Regions from separate parts of the Homo sapiens genome. Here regions 1, 2, 4 and 5 are each linked to region 3. A link is a loop called in an ENCODE intact Hi-C map of the cell type or tissue named here. Cell type or tissue: endothelial cell of umbilical vein. All regions are shown on one strand.

Region 1 (5,000 bases), 1.9 Mb after region 3:
TGGCATCTCTTTTACATTAATGAAAAATAGTAGATGCCATGTTAGATTAGAAACCCCTCTAATTAAGAAATACAGAAGAAAAGAAGGAGCATCCATGACTCTTGAGCAATGAATGCCTCAGATTTTATCTATAACTGGGTAGTCTGAACTATATTACTTAAGTTTACTTAGCAAGTAAAGGATGAAATTTGTTTAATCCATATTTTTGCTTAAAGAGAGGGCAATGAGGACAGTAAAATCCAACCCCTTCAACTTTACCAAGCCACAGAAAAACACCAAACCAGACTAGAAAAAAGTGTAATCCCCCAATGTAAATCATTAAATTTCTAGATTTATCTCCTATATGGAGAGAATTTAAGAATACACATGAGGATAACTGCAAAATAATGCAGCAGCACTTCCAAATCTAATGAAATGTTATTTTAAGTGTTTTATAATATGGTTATATAGTATATAACAAGATCTAATTTGCATATAAAACAAATGTGTTTATTTGCAATATGTTATATAATAATTTTATCCTATTATAGTTTTCACTTTGGCAACAAATATACTTAGACACATTTATTACTATCCAGAGGTCTAAATAATGTTCATTGAAATCTTGGGCATAATAGAATGCCTCAAATAAATAGTAGCAAATGCAGAGCTTTATGACCAAAAAAGAAATAAATTAATAAATTAGATATACCTGAAAAACATATTTAATACACTGGAAAGATACTGTGCTGTGAACACGCAACTTTAGAATTAATAAAACACTGCACATACCCCAAACATCTTTATGTAAAACCAAAGCCTGTGATAACTAGCCCTGAAGACATTCATGCATACCTGTGCATATTATATCTTGCTGTAAGTGAAAATTAGTTACTCATATCATTTAGCACTATCTGAAAGCCTGTTTTTTAGAAAGAAAATAGGCACACTCAAGCAAGCAGATTATAGATAACAACAGAGTTCCTTTTGGTTATTCTTTATCTCCACTATTATAGGTCTTTCTCACTCAGTTCATTCTTGCTGGGTAAGGTACGAAGGGAAGTAAGATAAACAAGTCCTTTTCCAAAGATGTTCACTTGCTCTAAAAGCTATCATGAATTTAATTAAGTGCTACCCACCAATTCTCTGACCACTTTCTTAAAAAAAACCTTAAAAAGCTGCTTAGCTTTTATATAAATGTTTAGAGTGTCCCAGATCTACCTTTAAGAAAGGCCAAGAATGTCTCCCACATTCCCATTATTGGTTTGTCTGTGTTTGAATTCTAAAGACTCTCTAATTTTCAAGGCAGCCTGCCACCACCAAAGAGAAAGAGAGACAGAAGATAATATTAGGAAGAAAAAAAGGCAAACAACCTCAAGAAGAATTGAAAAGAATGAGAAGACAATTGCCTAGATGAGCCTTCCTTTTTCTTTTACTTTGAGATTATTTATCTCATCTTTACTCAGAATCTTTCCTTCCTTGTTATCTAATTTCCATTATATTTACTTTTGGCCATGAGATGATGTCTAGTTAATCTTCCTAGTATATACATCTATGTCAGGTCATTAAATTATATCCCTTGGCCTGCCCTGCCTAACACATTCCTCCACAAACACAATAACCTCAAAGTATTACTTAGATTGGGAAGCTAAGACCCAAAGAGATTGAGCTTTGGCCATTGTCTTAAATGTTTACTTCTTTGTTTGACGAAATATTGGGTTTTTTATATCTTGCACATATTGCCAATTAACCCTAACACAACACCAGTAAACTAGTAAGCTCTATCAAGAGAGACGCTCAAGTTTCTCTGGCGGTCATCCAATGAGTATTTCCTTTTAAGAGAAGTTTCAATGCTGTCTCAGTGTTAAGACAAAAAGAAACAGGAGGAGAAAGATTGGCAACTCAGAAATATTTTCTAAGTATCTCAGATAGCAACAACCTCATTAGTTATTTCTATTTCTGATTCTATTAAATCCTTTTTAAAATTTTAATGAAAAAACACAGTATTTAGGATTTTTGCCTAAAGAATGTCCTATATGAATCCTTTCATTTTATTTTTCTCCTAGAAGTAAAACAATAGTTCAAACTGAGAAAGGAACAGAAATGAGACCCATATATAATGGCTTTGTCTTCTCCTCAACATTCTTCACCTTTATCTGTTGAATTTTTCTGAAAACTACTGATTTAAAACATGTAACTTGCCCTTTTACTCCCTCATTCTTTTGTATCTGTATTTCTTTCAACACATTATACATTGTTGCACATATTAATTGTATTTTTTTAAAAAAATCTATGAGAATAAATGTATTTTTGATTTAAATATGTTCTTTTCCATCTCTAGTTTAAACCTGTAGGCGATGCATTGTGATTAGTTATCTGAAGTAAGCAAATGAGCCTTTGGAGCCAGCTCCTTATTCAACAGGGAGAGATTTTTCAGGACGGTGATAGAATTGATAAACTATGGGACTGAGGACCTCTGCTGGCTGTTTTGTGAAGTGATTTTTTTTTTTTTTTTTTTTTTTTATTTAACTGTGATGATGAAATTATCCTATTTAATCTAAATATTCCTTTTTACTGAGAATTCTTTAATTGCCATCCAAAAACCTTATTCATTGGTTCAGTCTCATTGTAAAAATCTGAGTCTTTAATTTCCACAACAGTTGCTTTACCTTTTGGAAAATAATACATGAAAGTTAATATTATTGGATGAAAATATCATTAATATTATTGTTTTAAAGCAAATTAAACTTGTTCATGAATAATGCCTTAATTTTTCTTTAAAGTGATAGCTGCATATAGATGGATAGCTAGATGGTAGATAGATAGATAGATACTGGTTTATGTGTAGAGTATAGACACATCATTACAGTATAGAACATAGAATTTAGTATAAAATCAAATAAAATGTTATGAGAATAACTACAGATATTTCTCACTTTTCAGAAACTAGAGTTTTTTCATATGTAATGTATACCTAGATAGCCTTGGAAGCCAGGTTTTATCTAAATGTCCTGTACAATTATTTTAAGCTTGAAACTGCAATTGCACTGATCACCTTTCACTCCACTTCACCACTACTACTCGCCTGTGCGTTAATTCTATTATTTATAAACTCATAGATTGTTATGACTGAAAGAGGCCTTATAAGTCACATAATCTAACCCTTTTATTTTACAAGTAAAATATCTGAGACTTATGGAGGTGAACAGCAGCCTCTGCCTGTTCTTGCCAAGTCAGGGTGAAATGAATAAATAACTCCCAAAAAATTCTCATGTTCCAGAGGGATATTGCCTCAATCAGGAGAAAGGAACAGCAGATTTGAAGCCCTGGGCTACAATAACCTAGTCTTGTTATGAATACAGGAAGACCTAATCCAAGCCTGATTCCAAGAATTCAAGCTGGTAGGAAGAAGTTTGGAGCCAGGGTCCAGAAGCAATGATAATTGTAACTGACATTATTGAGCACTAAACATATGCCAGACAGGCACAGTTCTAAGCACTTGATATTGGATAGCTCATGTAACAATCGCAGCAATCCTGTGAAATGGGTATGGTTGCTAGTACAATTGAGGAAACTGAGGCACAAAGGTTGAATATTTGAATCCCCCTTTATAGACCTTAAGGGACCATAGAACACTAGATTTTTAAATTCTGACTTAGTCTAACCTTCGCTGTTCACAGTTTATATGAAGTTATTTGTCTCACACTTCTGTACTCAAAGCAAAGATGCTGGCCTTGTAAATGCCAGTACTGTCCAATGAAGATGCTGGCCTTGTAAATGCCAGTACTGTCCAATGTTCTCACACGATGGCACACATAGAAAATCATATTGTATGGCACATGGGCATAAAAAGGGGAGCCTTCGCAAGACCAGAGGTGACCAGCTCCAAGAATTCAGCCTCCCAGACCTCACCAAACCTCCGAAAGAGTGTAAAGGAATCAATATCTAAAAACATCTATGCCAAATTCCTAGCTTACCAGTTGAGAAGCCCTGGCTCAGAGTCCTCCAATAAATAAAGTATAAATTGACCTTTTGGCTGGGCACAGTGGCTCGCACCTGTAATCCCAGCACTTTGGAAGGCCAGAACGGTGGATCACTTGAGCCAGCAGCTCCAGACCAGCCTGGCCAACTTGGTGAAATCCCATCTCTACAAAAAAATATGCAAAAATTAGCCATGTGTGGTGGCTCATGCCTGTAATCCCAGCTACTTGGGTGGCTGAGGCACGAGAATCTCATGAACCCTGGAGGCAGAGGTTACAGTGAGCTGAGATCGGGCCACTGCACTCCAGCCTCAGCGACAGAGCTAGACTCTGTCTCAATCAATCAACCAATCAATCAATAAACTGGCCTAGGATACTAGTGCTTAACTTTCCTTCCCACCGCTAGATCCACTTAAAATTCTTACTGCCTACTATTAGCGCCCACTTACTACAGATTTAAACCATCACCTCCCAAATCTTCAAAATGATAGTTACATGTATTAGTTATTGATTGCTGCATAACAGATTAATCCAAGCTTAGGCACTTAAAGGAGAAGTATTTATTATCTCACAGTTTGGGTGGGTCAAGAATTCAGGAGCAGCTTAGCTCAGTGGTTCTGGCTTAGGATGTCTCACGAGGCTGCAATCAAAGTGTCAGCTGGGGCTGCAGTTATCTGAGGCTTCACTAAGTCTGAAGGATCTGCCTCCAAGCTCAAGCACAGAGTTATTAGCAGGAAGCTTTAGCTCCTCACCACATGAGCCACCCATGTTCCTCATATAACATAGCTTTCCCCACAGCAAGTGATATGAGTAAGAAAGAAAGAACCCCAAATGGAAATTGCAATCTTTCTATCACCTAACCTCAGAAGAGACACTTCTGCTGTATTTTATTGTCACAGACCAGCTCAGATACTACGTGGGAAGGAACTACACACAGGGGTGTAAACACCAGGAGGTGGGGTCATTGAGTGTCATCTCAGAGACTGGCCACCACCCTAGTGTTCGACTGTCCACTTTGTTACAAGAACTTTAGGTTTGTAT
Region 2 (5,000 bases), 420 kb after region 3:
CTGGTCATAGTTTTACTTTACAACTAATGTACTCCATTCATGATGATAGAAATTGCAATGTTGTTAGTGATCATGAATGTATGGTTATATATAAAAGAGATGAGTCTATATGTAGGCTATATGTAGAATTCAAATTTTCAGGATTTTTTCATTATATTGGATAAGTAGGACAGAGCTTTCTGTGCCCATCACCTACTGTGTTTTTACTCTTCTCACCCGTGGTTGAAAACTTTTTCATTGCCGCTGTTGTTTAGAATAATCATATACTAAAATTTGTTCATATTAGCAAGAAAATATTTTGAGAGGTTGCTCCGAAAGATAATCATGGATTATATTTCCCACAATGCTACCAAGATAGCATCAGGACACAGGATCTGGAATGAAAGAGAGGAGGGGAAAGATAGAAAACAGTAGGAGAATATGGAGAAGGAAACTAGGCAGAACAAAAGTGGTACTTGGAGCCTGGCCTTGAACCTGTTCAGAACCCAAGAGGAAATACATATTTGTCTAAATCCCAGGAACTAATATGAGTTGATGATCAACAAGTAATAAGATGGTTTCCTTGTCCATCAGTATGTTTTTGGAAATAAATATAATTTGTATTTAGACACAATGGAGGAATTGCATAAGCAAGACAGCCAAATGCCTAGAGTGATGAAATATGTGTGTGTGTGTGTGTGTGTGTGTGTATGAATGTGTATATATAATATGCATATATACAATTATATACACACATATGAATATATATTTTATATATATATATATTCATTCTCCAGTTTCAGGCATTCATAATCTGGGGCAGTCTCCTTGACACAGATACACAGCTTTTCAGAAATAGGGTGAAATGTCAGTATACACTCATGCCTCAAATAGCAGTATAGAAATTGAATCAAAATATCAGTCACAATTAGAAATGTGGGTAACTAGAAATTTCTGAGTACCTCTAAATATCTTTTTGAGGAACAACTATGTCCTTGAGGGAGAAAAGAATATACAAAATTTCCTTTGGCAAGATATGAAAGTTTACCATCCTCAGAGGATTTTTTTGAGAAATAAATTATCTATATAAATGTGTGGCAATATCTATAAAAATAATTTTAAAAATTTAAACATCCAGACTTCCCAAATTAAGACAAAAATCTCAAATACACTTCTCCTAGCATGAATAACAATCACAATTATATATAATGTATTTATAAATTTATAATTTATATACCATGTATAATGTATATATGATATACAACTTATAATATATAATATGTATATAATATACAGTATATATGCACAAAATGATATATGTGCCGTGTGCGTGTGTTTAGTCCAGCCACAATGCCTGCTATAAAGAAAGTGTTTGAAAAAACTGTTACTATTTCTTTATAAAACAAGACATCCAGAGTGTTGAGCACAAATATGCTATTATTGTATGAATGATACATGATAATCTTTACCTATGCATAAATTAATAGATTAGGATTAATATGATTACGTTGGGGAAATAATGCTTTCCTTGAAATAGTATATAAAGTACTTAGACAGCAGCCACTTACGGTTATACAGGTTGTGCACTGTGCAAAAATACCCAACTAAGGAGAGTAAGAAAGGGCAGAATTCCAGCATTTGTGCCATTCGGGAGATGAGATTTCTCAAGAGGAATGATTTTACAAATATTTATCAAGTTGCCTTAAAGGCTAATGTGGTAATACCTATAAAATAACTTTTATATTTTGATCATCTGGACTTCTCAAGTTTAAGAAAAAATTCTCGAATACTCTTCTCCTAGCACGAATAACAATCATGAGAATCTTAGATTTATGTGCAGACAAAATTGTTAATTGTAAAACTTTAGGTGACTGTTTTTTCTTTTTTCCAGAATACTAATACTCATCTTGAAATATATTTTATTATCCATCTATATGAAGTGAGAGAAAAAATAAATAGGCATCTGGGTTTAATTTGTTACATGAGGACACTTGGGAACATTTTTGGAGTACTGTTTTAATGGGTTAGTCGGCTAATGTTTTTCTTACTTCCTTTGTTTCTCTGTTTCTTGATAATCATTAATTATGTTCAGAAAATAATGCCAACATCATTATAAATATAAAACTCAATGTCTGATTAATATACATCTAGTTTAGAAAAGTCCTCTGGATTATGATCATCCTGCACTTCCTATGAAGAATTAATTTCTCACCCTTGCTGCTAATACCTCCATCAAAAATAGTTCTGGGTCTGTTGTGACTCCTAGTGGCTTAAAGTAGCAGCTTTCTCTGCTTACTTCATACCGATGTGTCATATTTCTCTCCACTTTCCCTTCACTGTATTTTATTTTTTGGTTCTAGCAAGTTACACATGTGTACATCTTTATCTCCTTCTTTCCGTTGTTACTTCCTCCCTGTACTCAGCTTCTTTCTGAAGAAAATGGAAAATCCTTCTCTTCTTTTTTCCACAAAAGTCATTTATATGTCCTTATCTTTCTATATTAAACCAGCTTTTCCCCCAAAAAATCCTCGAAATGTCATTAAAAAATTGTGTTGTTTAGTAGCTTGGCTTAATTCTGAATGTAAAAACATGATTTTATCTTTAAGATAATAGCCACCCTAACAGGTGTGAGGCGATATCCCATTGCGGTTAGGATTTGCATTTTCATAATGAATACTGACGTTTAGCATTTTTCATATACCTGTTGGTCATTGTATGTCTCCTTTGGAAAATTTTCTACTCAGGTTATTTGCTCATTTTTAATTGGCTTGTTCGTTTTCTTATTATTGGGTTGAGTTCCTTATATATTTTGAATATTAATATTTTATCAGATATATGGTTTGCAAATATTTTATCCCATTCTGTAAGCTGTATCTTCACTCTGTGACTGTTTCATTTGCTGTGCAGAAGCTATTAGTTTGTTGCAATTCTAGTTGTCTATTTTTGCTTTTGTTGCCTGTACTTTTGACAATCCCTTTTGAACTTTGAATCTTTGAATAATTCCAAGGAACAAGCAAAATTCTGATTCCTTTGCAGAGGTTCTGTGGAGGTGAAAATATGCAGGTGTGGTTGCAAGTACCCAGTGCTGGTGGTAGCAGTGGCAGAATCATGAGCAGATCCTTACTGTGGAAGGATTTTGGTTGTTCTCATCTTGCTTCGTAAGCTTCCCAGTATTCTCCTTGAACATCCAAAGCTCCGTAAATTCCTTCCAATAAATAACGTTGTAACAAATTCTTTTGTTCCTAAAGTTAGTCTTACTGCCATTATTACCATTGAAATCTTGACTGCACAGTCATTTCTCATAACATTCTAAAGTGGATGGACCATGCAAAAGGGCTCCATCTTTTTTTTTTTTCGAGACAGAGTCTCGCTCTGTCGCCCAGGCTGGAGTGCAGTGGCATGATCTCAGCTCACTGCAAGCTCCGCCTCCCGGGGACACGAAGGGCTCCATCTTAATGACCGCAACTGAAGTTCCAGGCTTGTCGATGAAACTGTGAGACTTGATCTCAGAATCGAATAATATTTATTCTCCCAATCCAGGAAGCAGAAGTGTTATTCTAAAATAATATCAATGCCTATAGTATAATATACTTTTGGTAAGACCATAAATAAATAGATGGCAATGGGTAATATTCAGTTCAGCCTGCTTCAAACCACTTTTCGTGAACACCTATTTATGTTTGGCATTGGGCTTAAAATGATTAATCAAGTGTTATACTATTCTTCACAAAGTTTAGAGTCCAGAATAGAGACATAGATCATAATACTCATAATACAATGTAAAAAGAGAGAGACTGCATAGCTATTGCTGAGGGTGCAAAGTTCAGGGATAAAGTGAAAAAAAAAACAAACTGTCCTAATTAGAGACAGTGAAGGATGTTGAAAGAGGTGATAATAGACTTAACACAGAGAGGAGCGCCTGAAGACTGAAGTAGTAAATTGTGGAGCAGAAAAAAAAAAAAAAAAAGAACGAACGAATAAGTATTTTTATAGCGTTTGTTTGTTATGATAAAACCAGCATGTTCAGTGTCTATCAGATGCTACATAAAGCAGACCAAGATGCTTGCAGTCACTGGGGAGGATTGTGTATGCAGGATGCAGGTATAAAGGAGACACAAAAAAGTCCACAGCACCACACTGAATAGTCTCTCAAGTGTCTCAGCTTTAGCATCATTTTCCTACTTGTCATGAGCATAATTTCCCAGTGCTATACTCTTCGTTAGGCAGACACTGCAATTAGCTATTAGCTGTCACACAGAGAAGCAGAGGAGCCCAGCTCAGGTGTAACAGCCAGGCTTCCTTTCACCAAGGCTGGAGGGAACCTCTTCTATCGGTTTGTTTATTTGTTTGTTTACAGGAGACAGTGCTGACTGCCAAATACATTTTAAGGACAAAAGTTGAAGCAGAAGGAAGGCAAACGTTAAATCTACAAAAGTGATTATCAGATTTCTTAAAGCTGTGATCACACTCATAATCTCTATTAAGATTTTACTTCCCCCTTTTCATGTTCAAAAATATTTGCTTTTCAAATAGTTTCTCCATATTTAAAAATTCTAGGCAACATTTGTGAAGTCTTTTTGAAGCCACAGGAAAACATATATACATATACATATACGTGTGTGTGTGTATACATGCTTATATATATCACATACATGTATATGTGTTTATATGTTTTCCTGTGGCTTTAAAATGTTGCCTAGAATTTAAATTATGTGTATATATATGTGTGTATGTATGTATATAATACATACATACAAACATACATAATTTACATATCCACCATTACTATATATAGTAATATGCACACACATATACATAATCTATATATAGTATACATATACTGTGTGTGTATACTATATACATACACATACATTTATGTGTAATTTATATGTACATACACTTACATACATTTATACGTAAATTTTCAGTGGAATGGTTTGAACTTTACCTGGGGTGAATTGACCTCATTTTAGTAGGCAGCACAACTTAATGCCCAAGAATAGAGACAATCTTTAAAGGTC
Region 3 (5,000 bases):
GCATCTCTGACCTTAGAGTGGGTATCAGTGCTGTTTTGAATGTTTTCCCACCATAGGCAATCGAATGGTCTACTATGATTCCCTCAGTGCTGGGATATAACGCTCAGCTTTTTGCGTCAGACCAAGTGAGATAAGCTTCTTCAGCCTGTAACCCTCGTTAAACAAGGGACCTCGCAATATACCTTAAACTATTAATGAAATCAGAGGTATGTGTCAACAAACAAAAATTCTGGGTTCTCATGAAAAAATAATTCATACTTAAAACAGGAGTCCTTTGCCCCACTATGAGAAAAGGAATATAAAGCAGTCCCAAAATTTGGGCTTACCTCCTGGCTGTCTTGCCAAAATGCAGTACCGGATAGAAGGTCTTGACTGAGAATTGTTCAGATTCTGGGCGGGTTGAACAAAGAATTGAAAAAACCGCACAAAAAGAAGAAGCAATGAAAGACAAGCAACAGAAGAACAGGGTAATAAAGGCACAGATTTATGGAAGAAGCGAAAGTACAATTCACAGAGTGGGAACAGACTTGAGCAAGCACCTCCAGAGCCTCTCTAATGCAATGCTCCCCAGGGTTTTTATAAAGCCAAAATAACTTGGCAGCACCCCCCACGTGCCCTTTAGAGGCCTCCAATTGGTAACAGCCTATGAAGGATTGGCCTGTGACCAATCAGATGCTAAAGTAGAGGCCTGGCCCACAGTCAATCAGAGGCTAAAGTGGAAACTTCTGTCTTGTTACTACAGGAAAGGATGTGGCCTGTATACTGCCTAATCTTGCTTAGAACTAGCTGCACCTGTGGTTTTTTTTGATACTGCCTTAACCCTTAGTTACTCTAATTCCCTATTGTTCTGCCTCAAAACCACATCCAAACCATATTAGATGCCTATTAAGAGTTTTATTAAAAGTCTTAAGTAGCAATGATTATGAAGTTTAACCCATGCAACAGCCCTTTCAGGCTTCTTTTGTCTCCATCAACACCATTTTCTCAGGAGTCCTTTAGAACATTTCATTTCAAATGAGTGGGAACTAGAAAGTACCATGTAAAGAAATTGATTCATAGAGATTATTTCAGCATGCACATTCACAATTATGGTGTGGATACTATAAAAAATACAATTGGTGTCAATATATGCCTATTTTTATTACATATTCAGAAAAAGAGATTGTCAGATAGCCAAATATACAGTATTTGGTCCCTATGACAAAACAGCCTTCCAAATGATGTCATTTTCAAAATATTTAGGAAAAAACTATATAACATAAAATACTTTCTGAGAAAAATATGGATTACATTTCCAGGGTGTATCAAGGGTTAATGGCCTTACTACCTTTATCCTGGAATAAACAGTTGGTATATTAAGCCATTTTTGTTCTGCAGCTAACTTTATGTTGTATGGTCTTGGCAATAATGTGAGGATGGAAGCTGAGTATCTAACACTGTCAACATCAATTTTAATGATTTCTTTTCAAATATCAAAATCACAATGTCAAAAAATTACAAGAGTATGAATATCTTTGCAGGAATGGGTTTGGGTCTTGTTTTACTTTATAGGAGTAATTTCATATCACTTCATGTTATAGTATTTCTTCCTTAATAATGTGCCCATAAGTATAGACCCGAGGTATTTTTTTGACGTACGTTTTAGTAAGTTAATAAACATGCCACCTAGCACTTAAAAAAGAGTAGGTGGAGGTTTCTGTTTTAAACAATCCTAATCCTAACTTTAATCATTTGCTATCTTATCTAATTTTTATTTTGGATTCTAAGTTTGTACTAATAGAGTTTTCTGAAATTTTTGTTTTATGTGTTAAGAATTCTACTTCCAGCCATAACTTACATGTACAATAAAAGCAAAGCATTAGATGAAAATCAAATATGAAATAGTTTAGTACAAGAGGAAGATATATTTATGCACACTCTTAAGAAGTATCCTGTAAAATCTACATATGAACTTCTTGAAAAAAACAAAAATGTGCTAATAAACATTATTCTGCGTGTCTAAATTAATAAATATGGGGAAATAAAGGTTAATGGTGCTCTAGGAATAAAGCTGTTGTTTGTGTTTGATTAAACTATTACTCCTACGATGTATTTAAATTAGCAATTGTATTCTACTGATTTGATTTTGAAGCAAGAAAATAGTAGGAAACATTAAGAACAGAAGGTGGCAGGGTTCTCTTGGAAATGTGTTTCTGTTAATGAATGAATGCACTGTCCTTAGATATTTTTTACATAATATATACAAAAAAGATCAGATTGTTATACTCAGTACTGCAGATATTAAAGTGACATTTTAATCACATTTGATTATGTCTGTATAGCGACATTTTGTTTTATAATTGTCAGATATACATTTTCCAAGTTTTAAGCTACTGGAAACCAAAAATATTTACGTTCCTACTATTTTCTACTAAAATATTTGCCAGAGATGGCTTCATATTTCTGTTAGAATAACACACTACCTACAGAATTTCCCCTTATATACTCCTTAAGGTTTATTTTATGAACTTTGGCAAAATGACATCTTTTATATTACTTTCTGTATTCATTTGAAGCAGCAAGAAGTTTAATTTCTTTCCAGCATAAAAATATAAAAATAAGTTTAAAATGAAAATATTCCTTGTTTCATTGATACTTGCCTTATATTTTAGTATAATTAAAGAAATGTTTGTAGTTTTATAGTAGATAAATAGATGGTATAAAATAATTTTAATGAAGGCTATTGGGAACTGATAGTCCTTCTAATTAATTACATTATTCAAGCTAAAGTAAATACAGGAATGTTAGTCTACATAGTGTTTCCATTAATTTAAAATTAATTCAGTTTTCATTAAGAGTCATAAGGCCCTGCCAACAGTGGTCATTAGCCACTGTTTTGAAAGACAGAAACCTCACTTTTCTTCATGTATGCTTAAAACCGAAATATTTCCATATTAAATGGCCAAAATGGCCAAACCTTCCATAAATTACTATTTTTTAAAGATATTATAGTCTAAGCTAAAAAGAATAGAAAAAAACAACAATATAACCAAATAACAAAGCCCCACTTCTGTTTTATAATGTGAAATAGCTCTAAATATCTGAGGTGATGAGCATTCTGCAAGTCTTAGAGGAAATAATGCCTAATCTTTGCCTCAGCATGTGATTTCTTCATTGTCTAATTTCATTCACTCATTTTACAAATATTCAATCATAATTATTCTTCTTATTGCCAAAGTTTAACATTGTTAAACCATAATCTAAATATATGATTTAAGCTGAACTGACTCCATAATTTTGTTTTGAGGCTAAAAAAAAGTGCAACAAAGTTGAAGAATTTGTCACCTCCCAGAGACTGCATATCTTCCCTTACCTAACGTGACAGGCAAGGTTATTTCAAAGATATGAATACAAAATAACTAGTAATGCCTAAATCTTTCTAAAAGTTTGAAAGAAAAAAACATAAACAACATTGGTTTATGTTTATAAGGAAATAATTCTCATATGCATACAATTATAGTATTTGTAACAATAGGCTATTTATAGGACAGTGGTGAATTTGTGTTTTGATACCAACTATTTTCTTTTTCCTTTTATGTGATTGTAAAAGTAAAATATCTTCATAGGAAATGGGCAAATTCATTGCAGGAGGAAAAAGTAATTAGAATTAATTGCAACCTTGTCAGAGACATAACTTACTTTTAATAATATAGTATTTTTTCATTTTATTTTGCCAACATTTCTACTAATCTGTACTTTCAATGAAATGAAAAAAAAATTCTAGGTGCCATATGCTGTTATATAAATTTAATATGTATATGTAAAACAACAAATTTACATAATGTACATCATTATTTTTTGTTTTATACGGATAAGAAATCTGACATAGAGATTAAGCCATATAAGCAAGGTTACTGAGTTAGTAAGTAGTCAAGTCCAGGACTGAACCAAGAGGCAAGTCCTTAACTTTAGAATTGTCCCACCACATGAACTGAGTCACAATGAGCCAATCAAAAAAGTTAATTGTCAGAGAGACCCAGTAGCCACTTAGTTTTAATAAGAAGAAGGTATACTAGCAAAATTAAAATTCTCAAAAGACTGATGAAATCTATATAAGTAATAATAACATTCTTAAGGAATTTAGGTGTTTAGGTACAACCAAGAAACATCCACACCCATACAATGTCAAACACACACACAAACACACACAAACACACACACACACACACACACACACACACACATTTTCTAAAGCTAAAACAGATATTTTTCCAATTTAAAAAGTCAGTGGATAAGCTGAAGGAGGCAGTTCTCAACATTTAGAGTTTATTTATTGGCTTGAAATATCACATAAAATTAATTTTAACAATAGTGTAGCACATGTATAAAATTATGAAAATTAGGAGATAACAGAGATGGAGGATAAATCAAGAACTGGTGAGAAAAATAAGATGAAGAAAGAGAAAAATTGAGAAGGCACAACAATTTTAAAATATTTTGAGAAAATATTTCTATATAAAATCCTTATATAAATATGAAAAGTCAAAAGATCCCAATGGATTCAAGGATGGTTTTTTAGCTTCTGACAAAATTCTGAATTCTTATGCTAAAGGAAAGAATCTTACTACACTGAAAGCAACTGCAAGTCAATAGAAAATTTTGTTAAATTCCCTTTGGCCTGTGCTCCCTGTTAATTCATGAACCAGGTGCCTCCCATCCAAAGTCCATTTCCTTCCATTTCCATTGGTCAAACTGATATACTATAATCTGGCTCAAAATTTTCACCACTTCATATTAAAGATGATTCAACAAGATCCAAGTATGAGGTTATCGTCTTGGGGTTTTTTCCAACCCTCCTTTTTTTCTCTTCCCAATAGTGCCTTACCCTAATATTATGAATAATAGGTCTGAAAAACAATCCTCATAGTATCAATCTGTAAAAACACACACGATCAGATTGTTAGCAAATCAGAATAAAATGATTAAAGCTGTAACTCAATACCAAGTTTCATTAATAGTTT
Region 4 (5,000 bases), 570 kb after region 3:
AATGTGGACACCCAAAGTCCATGTGTACTATGACCAAAAGTGAGAATCAGAATTGATTAAGTAATGTGCACAATGTCAACAAGCCAATAAGGGTAAATAGAGTTATTTGAATGCAAGTCTATCTGATTGCTAAACTCTACTGCTTCCTAAAGTAATTTTATATACCATAAAACCAGCATTTTTAGTTTGTTTAAAGCTCAGTTTAATAACTTTAGCATCCACCTGCCATTATACTTTAAATCTAAGATACATCTTTACCACTCCATCTCCAACACCATTCAGTTTGTTTCTGAGTTGTGATAAATGGGTGCCAAAAACTGTTAAAATAAATTTCCTGCTTCTATTTTTTTCTTCCACTATCCTTGTTCACAGACTTTCTGATCCATCCCTTATCTAAGTCTTCTTCCACACATTACTTGAAATATCAGACTGAAACTCAAGCTTTTTATTTCATTGCCTTGAATACAGTTTTTTAGTTATTCTAATTGCATACAAGTCCAAACTCCCAATCTTCTTGTTCACATATCTGATATAATGTCTAGTTATATCCCTTGCCACTCAGCCCCATGCTCTTTTGACTTTAGATTTACCCTGTCATTGGTGTGTGAACATACTAGTCAATTTTATACCTTCACTTATTCCTTTGCTCGTGATCTTCTTTCTGTCCTTATTTTCTTTCCTGACTGAAAATACACTCTATCTCTTTTCATCACTGATACATTTATATTCAGATAGGTTGCATATGGGTCTATCTCCAAATACACTGACAGGTTGTCTGGGCAAAAGTCAGGTCTTCATTTTCACAACCCCACTCTCTTTTCTGTAGAGGCCTTATTGTCTACAACTTTTTGCACACAAAGGCTCAGGTTGAAATCTTTGATTCATAGCCACAGTGAGAAAACAAGAGAAATGTTCAAAATCCATATATAAAGTTTTGAGATCCTAGAAAATGATATAAGTAAGAATAATCATAATAATTAGCTTTTTAATAAATTACAATGTGACAATGACACATGCAAAACTCCCACCACAGCATTACCTAGTAACATTTCAGAGCATTTAAAATACAGAATAGAGCATAAGAGATTCCAGAGATAGAAAAACTAATTTTATACAGTAGTTGGGAGATCAGAAAAGCATTACATTTCTCAACATTTATAGCTATAAATATAACTAGAAAAAAACAAATGTGACACAAAATATTCAAATCACCAAAGGAAATAGATGAAAGAAATACTCTTATTTTAGCAAAATTCATAAAAGCAAGAAAGGAAACCATAAGAAAGCTTAATAAACACGTAATGTATACTTGATTAGGATACATAAAACAAGTTTAAGAATAAGTGTAAATTAATGTTTAAAAACTTTATTAAAGAAAAATGAAAAGAAGCAAATCTGGGTATATATAGCTTATAACAACAAAAAAATGAAAGATAAGCAAATAAGTAAATAAATACACAAAACTAAAATAGACAAAGGCAAAAATATTTCATAGATGACAATTTTATGTTCGATGACACAAGACTCAAGAAAAAGTGCTTTAATGAAACAAATGTATATCTTTCATTTCAAAGCAACATAAATATAAATATTTATGCTCATAAATACAGTTTATTATATAGTAGCAAAATATATAAAGTAAGTATATCAGAAAAAAAGATTATCAGGCACTCCCACCAAAAATGATTCATTTTAGGAGATAATAATTAGTCTCAGAATTTGATAAACTACGGAGACGAAGAAAATGATACAAGATATTTGAATACTCCTATAATTTTATACCATGGTGTGAATATATATTCTTTTAAAATTTACAAATATCACTTATGAAATTACTTCTTTTGCCACCAAGAAAATCTCAGTAAGATTTTCAAATGGTAACTATAAAGGCAATATTCCATAACTTCAATGCAATAAAATATATTTTGACAATTCATAGAAGACATTTTGAAAATTAATTCTCTGGATTTTTGAGGAACCTCCAAAGTGTTCTCCATAGTGGCTGTACTAATTTGTATACCTACGTACAGTGTAAGGATTTCCTTTTCTCCACATCCTCACCAGTATTTGCTACTGCCTGTCTTTTGAATATAGGCCACTTTAACTGGGGTGAGATGATAACTCAAAAAAATAAAGAACATAGCAATTGTAATAAGGATATAATGACAGATGAAAATAAGACTACAGTTGTAAGGGAGAAAAATTATTTTAAATTAAATAAAATATATATTATTTATATTAATTATATTATGTTTACAAGATATGTAATAGCATATGCTACCAGAGATGATTTTAAAAATGTATGAAATCTAAATAAACCAATTTACTTTAAATAAATGGAAAAATTAGTCAATGATCTGCTTTGTTTTTTATGTCATTTCATCTAAATATTTAAAACCATATATTAAAATTGCTTTCAAATTAATTTTACAAATCTAACTAAACTCTGACATCAAAATTGAGTAATATGGCACAAAAATAGAGAATAATAGACTCCATTCATAAAGTTGCAGTGGATTTTCATTTTACAGGAGGACTACTTTCTAAAATCAGTCTCTAAGGTGAAAAATCTGTTTAATATTTGGAAATGCCCTTGAAAACCCCTTTAAATACTCATAACAACATAATATATTGTCTACAGTAACAGCAATAAAAATTATTTAAGCAGCATGCTGCTAAGATTGTTCTAATTACAGGCCAACTTATAGGAATCATGAGAAGAAGAAATGTCAACATTTATCCATCACCATAGCTGGAGATCTATCTTCCTAGTAATGATAGCAATTCATAGAGTAGGGAGGTAAAGTGGTTATGAAACTGCGCAACTTATTTCCTATCCTAATTTGACCAGAGTGAGGAGGAGAAACAAAGACTCTTCAATATTCCAAACTTGTCTTGGTTGCATGTCCTTAAATTAACTACTTGGAGTTCTGCATGATAAACCATCACTCCTGCCACAAGAAGAAAAAGCATACCTGCACCAGAAACGGACACCTGCACCAGAAACAGACACCTCCATTTTCTGCAGTGTCCTTTTAGCACCCTCTACTGTCAAGGGAGAAAGGTTTACAAGTTCTAGGATTATGACCAGGGCAATGGCGGGAATCTTTGGAAGTAAGAGGAACAGTTTCCAACTACCTTTGTTGACTTTTTCATTTTGTCTCTATAGGTCTTTCAAATGTTGCTTCATCTGAATATATGTAGGCTTTATTATTAAGAACATGTGTATTCAAAAATGTTACATCTTCTTGATCTATTTTTGCTTTAACAAGTATAATGTTCATATACAGATGTGGATACAGATATATAGATAGGTGTTTTCCACTTTGAGCTCTATATTGTCTGGCCTTAAAATTGTTACTCTGATTTCCTTTACTTCATATTAGTCTGACACTTTCCACTTTTTTTTGCTTTGAACTTTATATATCTTATTTTATGCATATCTCTCCTAAACAAAATAGTGTTGAGTCTTACTTGTGTTTTTCTTGATAACCAATTGATAATTTTTATATTTTAATTAGTGGGTTAAATCATATTTGAATTCTGCAATGACCACTGTAGTTTGACTTAATCTAACTCATTTTGTTTTATATTTTCAATTTAAATATTGTCTTTTATTTTTGTAATTTTTCTGTAATACATTGGATAGGTATATGAGAAGAAATGGAATAACTAATTTGTTCCATTAATGTCTACAGAGCAAGCATAAAAAAATTAGAAATGAAAAGACAACAGAAGAGAGGAAGGAGGGAGAGGAAGAAGGAGGTTTCTGGAACAACTCAGAACCAAAACTCTTATTAACAATAATGGTCCAGGGGAATAAAGGAGGCTGTAACAAAGGAGAATGGAAGGAGGCAAAAGTTATTTCTATGTTCAGTATCTCTGCTTTGTTCTTTTTTTTTTTTTTTTTAAGACAGAGTCTCGCTCTGTCGCCCAGGCTGGAGTGCAGTGGTGCGATCTCTGCTCACTGCAAGCTCCGCTTCCCGGGTTCACGCCATTCTCCTGCCTCAGCCTCCCGAGTAGCTGGGACTACAGGGACCCACCACCACGCCCGGCTAATTTTTTGTATTTTTAGTAGAGACAGGGTTTCACCGTGTTAGCCAGGATGGTCTGGATCTCCTGACCTCATGATCCGCCCGCCTTGGCCTCCCAAAGTGCTGGGATTACAGGCGTGAGCCACCGCGTCTGGCCCTCTGCTTTGTTCTTTATAACTTCTTGTTTCCCCTTCATGCTATCAATACTCTCTTCATTTTTGAACATATTTATTATGATTATGTTACATTATTGAACTAGCTTCTCTATTCTGGTTTATTTAGACTGCAGCGCATTGTCTTTCTGTTAGAACTGTGTCCCTCAGATGTCTGATAATTTTTTTCTTGTAAATTGTGGGAAATGGAGAAAAATCCAGGCATGCATTAACTTTGACAATTCCTGTTTATTTTAGAGATGTGGAATGCCCTAGGCAATGTCCTATAACTTCTCTGCCTTAAAACACCTTCATTCAATATCCCCTCAAAGGTGGCCCTAGTCCTTAGAGCCACCTTTTGAGGGGATATCAAATGAAGCCCTTTAAATCTGTTAGAGCTTTAAAGATACTCTCTTCCAAGAGCTCACTCTATAAATGCAGTGCTTCCCAAATTTGGCTGTACATTACAATAACCTGGGCTACTTTACAAAATATTTGATGTTCACTTCTCAAAGAGTCTCACATACTTGGTTAGAGTTGTGTTCCTGGCATCAGAATTTTTTAAAGCTACCCAGGTGACTCTACTGTGTAGTCAAGGTTGAAAGTGCTACTTCAACAGAAGACTTAGTTTACAGATAATAACTATTCTTATTTCTCCATTTCAATGTTTTTGCATTTGCAATACTCTAATTGTAGTGGTGCTTAAACGATAGCCTACTTCAATGAAAACACAGATTCCGAGGCCTACCTCCGAAAATTCTGATTCAGTAGTATAGGCTGGCATTTGATAATTTTCATTTTTAACAAGTCCGGA
Region 5 (5,000 bases), 610 kb after region 3:
CAATAAATGATTTTAGAAAACTCCTGAAAAACCTGAAATGGTAAACAATAGGTAATGTATGTGTTTATGCACCTCTCTAGAAGAAAGTTGGTAATTTTTATTAGATTATAAAAAGATTCTCTTCTGCATATGGCTAGCCAGTTATGCAAGCACCAGTCACCTGTACAAACAAACCCCCATAACACAAGATAACCTATATAACAAACCTGTCCATATACCCCTGAACTTAAAATAAAACTTAAAAAAAATAGCTAGTAGTAGCAATGAGAAAAGGAAAATGTCCATAGTCATGGAAGATATTAAAATAATTATAAGAAAAAAAAAAGATTCTCTAGCACACTAGTGCTTTCCGAAGTCTTGCCAAAGAATGAAATCATTATAATCTAGGGAAAGTTAACACATGAAAAAGGAGTGACTATATTACATTTCTTGGACTAAGTTTTTTTCTTCATATTGAATGGTATATTCTAAAGCCACTGAATTGCTGAGTAATAGCAATTTTCCTCAGCAGGAACATTAATATGCTTTTGATTCTATCCAGATTTAGATATTTTTAAAATTTGTGGTCCACAAAATGCCAGAGACAATGTTATAAAGTGTTCTCTACTTTATATAATTCAGAACGCTTCTCAACCAAGACACTGGAAAAAAGTAACTCCCTCATGACATAAGTGTAATGTTTTTAGAGTATGTTTTAAAAATATTATAACTGAACTTTTCCAAAAGTAGCTCACTGATATGTCAATGTACTACTTGTATGGGTGTGAGTACAACAGAGAGATGTCTTATGGAAGAAAAGCCCTAAATTATGTACATAGAAATCCCATATTTATTTAGACTTCTATCAATTACTCTTATCAGAGAAATGAATCATCATCCTATTTCCCATGATAGTAAATTAGAAAAAATAGAAAGAGAACATTTAAATTTAAGTATATACTGTTGCTCACCTGCAACATTGAAGTCAATTCCAATTCTCCACTCCCCCAAGGTAGTGGAAAACATACTCCAGTTTTCAGTTTCACAAACTAATTTTTGAAATGTTCTTTATATAAGATATCTTTGATGCTTTTTCAAATGACACATAGGCTAAAATATTTCAATTCAATATTGATATTTTAAACCTTGAAAATAGTTTGCATAGCTCCTATAGTTCCCATCACAGGAAGGTATTTTCTGGATTGTGTGTGTATTTAGTAAGTGAAAAAGAAGTGCGATATTAAAAAATTGTACATTAAAATATTTCAATCCAAATATCTTAAATTTATTGATAAAGAAAGATATCATCTCTGACATACTGGAAATGAAATAATTTTAAGAATAAGAATGGTGGCTGGAAGAATAGCATTTTACTTCACTCTATTACTTAGTCTTTGTTAACCTGTTAATAAAATACCAATGCAGGCACAAATAAATGATGAAAATAACTAATATTAAGGTTTACACTCAAACAATTGTCAGAATTAAGGAAGAATTTCCCTTGACTACAAGAGATAAAGAACTATAATAACTGGCTGTTGTTAGCATATTGTCTGCTGTTTGAGAGTAAACTGCTTTTTCTGATGATAAAGCAGTATCTCCTTCCTTCCCAATTATCTATACTCTTACTTAAAGAGTAACCATCCAAAAAATTGAGGTGCTGACCCTGTACAATGGGAGCTTATTCTAGTACTGCCTTTACTATTTTTCTTTCTGTATATATAAAGTAGAAATAAAATGTACATTGAGATTATCCTGTGTTCTAGACAGTGTGTTCCTCACTAGCAATGGCGAACACAACATAGGTTCTGGTTTCATAGACATGATAGCTTAAAGCTTGATACAGACAAGTAAACAAGTAATTGTAATGTTATTTTGAATGTTATGGTATCAGTAAGTTGGTAAGTGTTGTGGGAGTATTCATTCAGGAAGCATATAACCCACTCTTTGGGACTTCTCAGAGAAACGACTGTCTAAATCTCAACTTTATCTTATGTAATTGGGTAACCATTGAATGGTTTTAGGCAGAGCAGAAATATAATCAAACGTGTTCTTACAAAAGATCTTACAAAAGTTCTTACAAAAGTGTGTTACCAATTCATGCAATACCAGTACCTCTGTCTACAGTCATATGGAGTTCAATTCTCAATATTGCAACCTGACTAGCAACAGAAAAAGATAAGGCAGCAATTCTTAGATTCCAGGTATGTGGGGTCAATGCCAGGAAGAATTTTGGTTCTAACTATTAAGAAAATAACATTGCTACCTAGAATTTCAGTTAGGATTATATTTAATCTCATATCTAGGATAACCATATGTTCTGGTTTGTCTAGGACAGCTGGTTGCTGTCAGTTGTCCTTTAGACCCCAAATCTGTGGTCATGTTTATAAAACTGAAATAATTATGGAGTAAAGTAAATACATGCTCCATTCTGAGTCAATTCAGAAATCAGAAATGAAATCAGACATTTTAACATGAGACAATTTACTACAAAACTGTTTTAACCATGGTATCACAAAGATAATAATTGTAGGTGACAACTGAAATCCTTAGGACTGGATAATCAAAGGGAACAGACTGAAATGATTGAAATTTAGTAACTTGGAGAAGGCTCCCCGTGAAGATGAATACCAGATTTCTGAGGAGTGGGTGCTGAGCAGTAGGTGCTAGTGTTTCTGAGGACCTGTGATGGAACTGATTCTACAAATGTTGGGAAAAATGCAAATTCGGTTCAATTGCTGAAGCTATTAGAGCAAAATTTTTCCCAAATATTAAAAAGCTGGGCCTGGGTGAAGCTGACAGGAGCAGAAAGTAGGCAGAAAGCTCCAGGGAAATTCTCTAGCCCTGCAGTCGTCCTCTAGCTCCACCTATTGGCAGAGCCTAACTGGCAATGCGGATGGGCAAGTGAGAAATGTGGTTTGCACCTGGAGCCCCAAAACTGCATGCTCATTTACTGCTCATTTATTGGTACACTGGAAAATGCTTATAAAGAAAAATGAAGACTATTTTTAAGTTGATTTTTAAATTTTGGCCTATGTAGGTAAAGATATCAGAATATCAGAAAAATTAACTTTGTTTTTCTTCAAAGTCTGTCTTAATGTACATTATTTTAAAAGGAATATAGAGTAAATTAAATATTAGATTGGATATTACTACACAAATAAATATCTTTTATATGATACCTGAAGGCATTTACTTTCACTAATATACTTAGTCTATTTCTTCATATGTGAAATAAGTTGGCTTAAGTGTAATAGATAGATCCACATAAACATTCTGTTTTTGCAAAATTAAAGTTTGCTGTGCTGTTTTTACTGCACACAGACACACATAGATATGCATTTAGGTATACCGTTAGTAAAGATGATTGAATTTTCACCTTATTTGCAAGCATGGCCATGTTTCTTACTTTGCATGTCCTTCAGGCCTCATCGGAGCACAAAGTTCCAAGTGACTTCAAAGGGTTTTCTGTACTTGGAGCAGCTCTATGGGACATGGAAGATGAGAAATGAACCGACACCAGAGGTGCAATGAAAGGTAAAACTCATAGCATCACCACAGCTCTTAGGTAAGTGGCAGCCTAAATTACTGCATCTGGATATATGAATCTTATGGGTTCATGATGGAAAAGATGACAAGCATTAAGGCCAAAAATAAATCTGAGTTTGTTCACTGGATGCAGGAAAAGTTTTCCTAACCAAATAATGTGGGTAACATTTCATTATTAGCATGGAAATATGTCCACTTTCATGTTTAGAGAAGGAAATAGTAAATGAATGATCAAACATAAAAGCAAAATACAGCATTCACAGTAGGTATCCAATGTAACATGCTATTTAGATAAAAACAGTCCCTTCAAAGTCCAGTATGTTTTTAAAAGCCTGATATTTACAGTTGTATGATTTCTAGGGAAATTGAGAAATTAAATATATATCCAGCAACATACAGAAGAAACTCTGTATATCCATTTGTACCAGCCTCTCTTCTCTCTAAAAGATTGGCCTTCGGAAAGTGAAGGAAGATTGGATTCAGACACTATGTCCTCTTACACAAATTGTTGCAATAACTTGTCATAAACAGGAAAATATAAAATTAAATGCAATGTTTATATACATATAAATGTTAAAAAGAGCACAATATTACAAAATTAGGTGGTTTATATTTTAGGTAGATTGTATGTGTACTTGATAAAATATTATAAAATTTGCATTTTTGTTAACTTAATTCTTTGAATAATTGTGATTTGATATTAATCAATCTGAAATTTTTTCTCCAGGATTTAAGATGTTTATTCTCTCTTAATTTAAGTATCAATTTAAGTATTTGCACTTGTGGACTTTATTTCTTTTTATTTTCATGAAGATTCCCACCTTACAAATATCACTTTCAGGGTTCTTAGGGATCATATTATTATTTTACAATTTATTGAAAATGGCATGAGGTTAGATATCATCAGATTCTTTTGGAAAGTTATTATAAACAAGAACATGTTTCCCTTTTTAGCTGAATGACAGTATATCTGTTTAGCATGAATACTTAAAAGCAGCTTGAATTTCATTGTTCATGCTCATCATTTACAGTTTTCTATAGCAATATTATTTTTTCTGGAATGTGCCTTAGAATGCAGACAATAAAGGCTGAATGAGAGAAATGTTAGGCTAGGCTTAACAAAACACATTGCAATTATTGTTTCTTCAATTATGTCTAAAATGATTGCTTATAAAACAAAATTACATGATAATATTATCTTAAAACCAGCTATATTCAATAATTGTCTTCTCACTATCTTTCTAATGTGTTAGCACTCATTCTATACAGTTTGTATTAATATATCTTATACTCTACCTCTATCCCTCTTATCAGGCTTCACTTTAACTAGATATTTAGGATATTATCTTTACCTGGGAATGAAATTATGTGATTGGAGGAAGAGATTCCCTATAATTGGCAATAGGTTTCCTCCTCTAAAATGTTAGGTCTTTTTGTTTTCTTCTTCTTCTTTATTCTGGGATGTGGATGTG

What was found. Peaks named below come from ENCODE experiments on the same cell type or tissue, not always from the same donor. Only the 100,000 strongest peaks of a DNase experiment are listed, where the experiment ranks them.
Region 1: it touches region 3 in a loop (4-fold over the local background); 5 of 110 quality-filtered maps call a loop at or near these places.
Region 2: it touches region 3 in a loop (8-fold over the local background); 31 of 110 quality-filtered maps call a loop at or near these places.
Region 4: it touches region 3 in a loop (13-fold over the local background); 14 of 110 quality-filtered maps call a loop at or near these places.
Region 5: a loop joins it to region 3, with 12 times the contacts of the local background. A loop is called at or near these places in 18 of 110 quality-filtered maps.

The regions. Positions count from the first base shown.
Region 1 is chr5:99,102,180-99,107,179 of GRCh38, reverse strand. No RefSeq gene overlaps it. Among named protein-coding and RNA genes, the nearest start is that of CHD1, 180 kb to the right of the region's middle. In endothelial cell of umbilical vein, a CTCF peak has its summit at 2,432; DNase peaks (open chromatin) are centred at 1,729 and 2,409.
Region 2 is chr5:100,621,167-100,626,166 of GRCh38, reverse strand. No RefSeq gene overlaps it. Among named protein-coding and RNA genes, the nearest start is that of FAM174A, 88 kb to the right of the region's middle. RefSeq lists a silencer at 2,237-2,326. In endothelial cell of umbilical vein, a CTCF peak has its summit at 2,249; a DNase peak (open chromatin) is centred at 2,236.
Region 3 is chr5:101,043,063-101,048,062 of GRCh38, reverse strand. No RefSeq gene overlaps it. Among named protein-coding and RNA genes, the nearest start is that of ST8SIA4, 140 kb to the right of the region's middle. In endothelial cell of umbilical vein, no CTCF peak of the experiment used is centred here; a DNase peak (open chromatin) is centred at 2,162.
Region 4 is chr5:100,477,322-100,482,321 of GRCh38, reverse strand. The region is part of intron 3 of FAM174A-DT (FAM174A divergent transcript); the gene reads left to right. Among named protein-coding and RNA genes, the nearest start is that of FAM174A-DT, 55 kb to the left of the region's middle. In endothelial cell of umbilical vein, a CTCF peak has its summit at 3,009 (motif pointing left); no DNase peak of the experiment used is centred here.
Region 5 is chr5:100,428,326-100,433,325 of GRCh38, reverse strand. LOC105379100 (a long non-coding RNA gene) reads right to left here. Exons shown (of 8, transcript XR_007058886.1): 7 at 3,359-3,464. Among named protein-coding and RNA genes, the nearest start is that of FAM174A-DT, 100 kb to the left of the region's middle. In endothelial cell of umbilical vein, a CTCF peak has its summit at 2,843 (motif pointing left); a DNase peak (open chromatin) is centred at 2,835.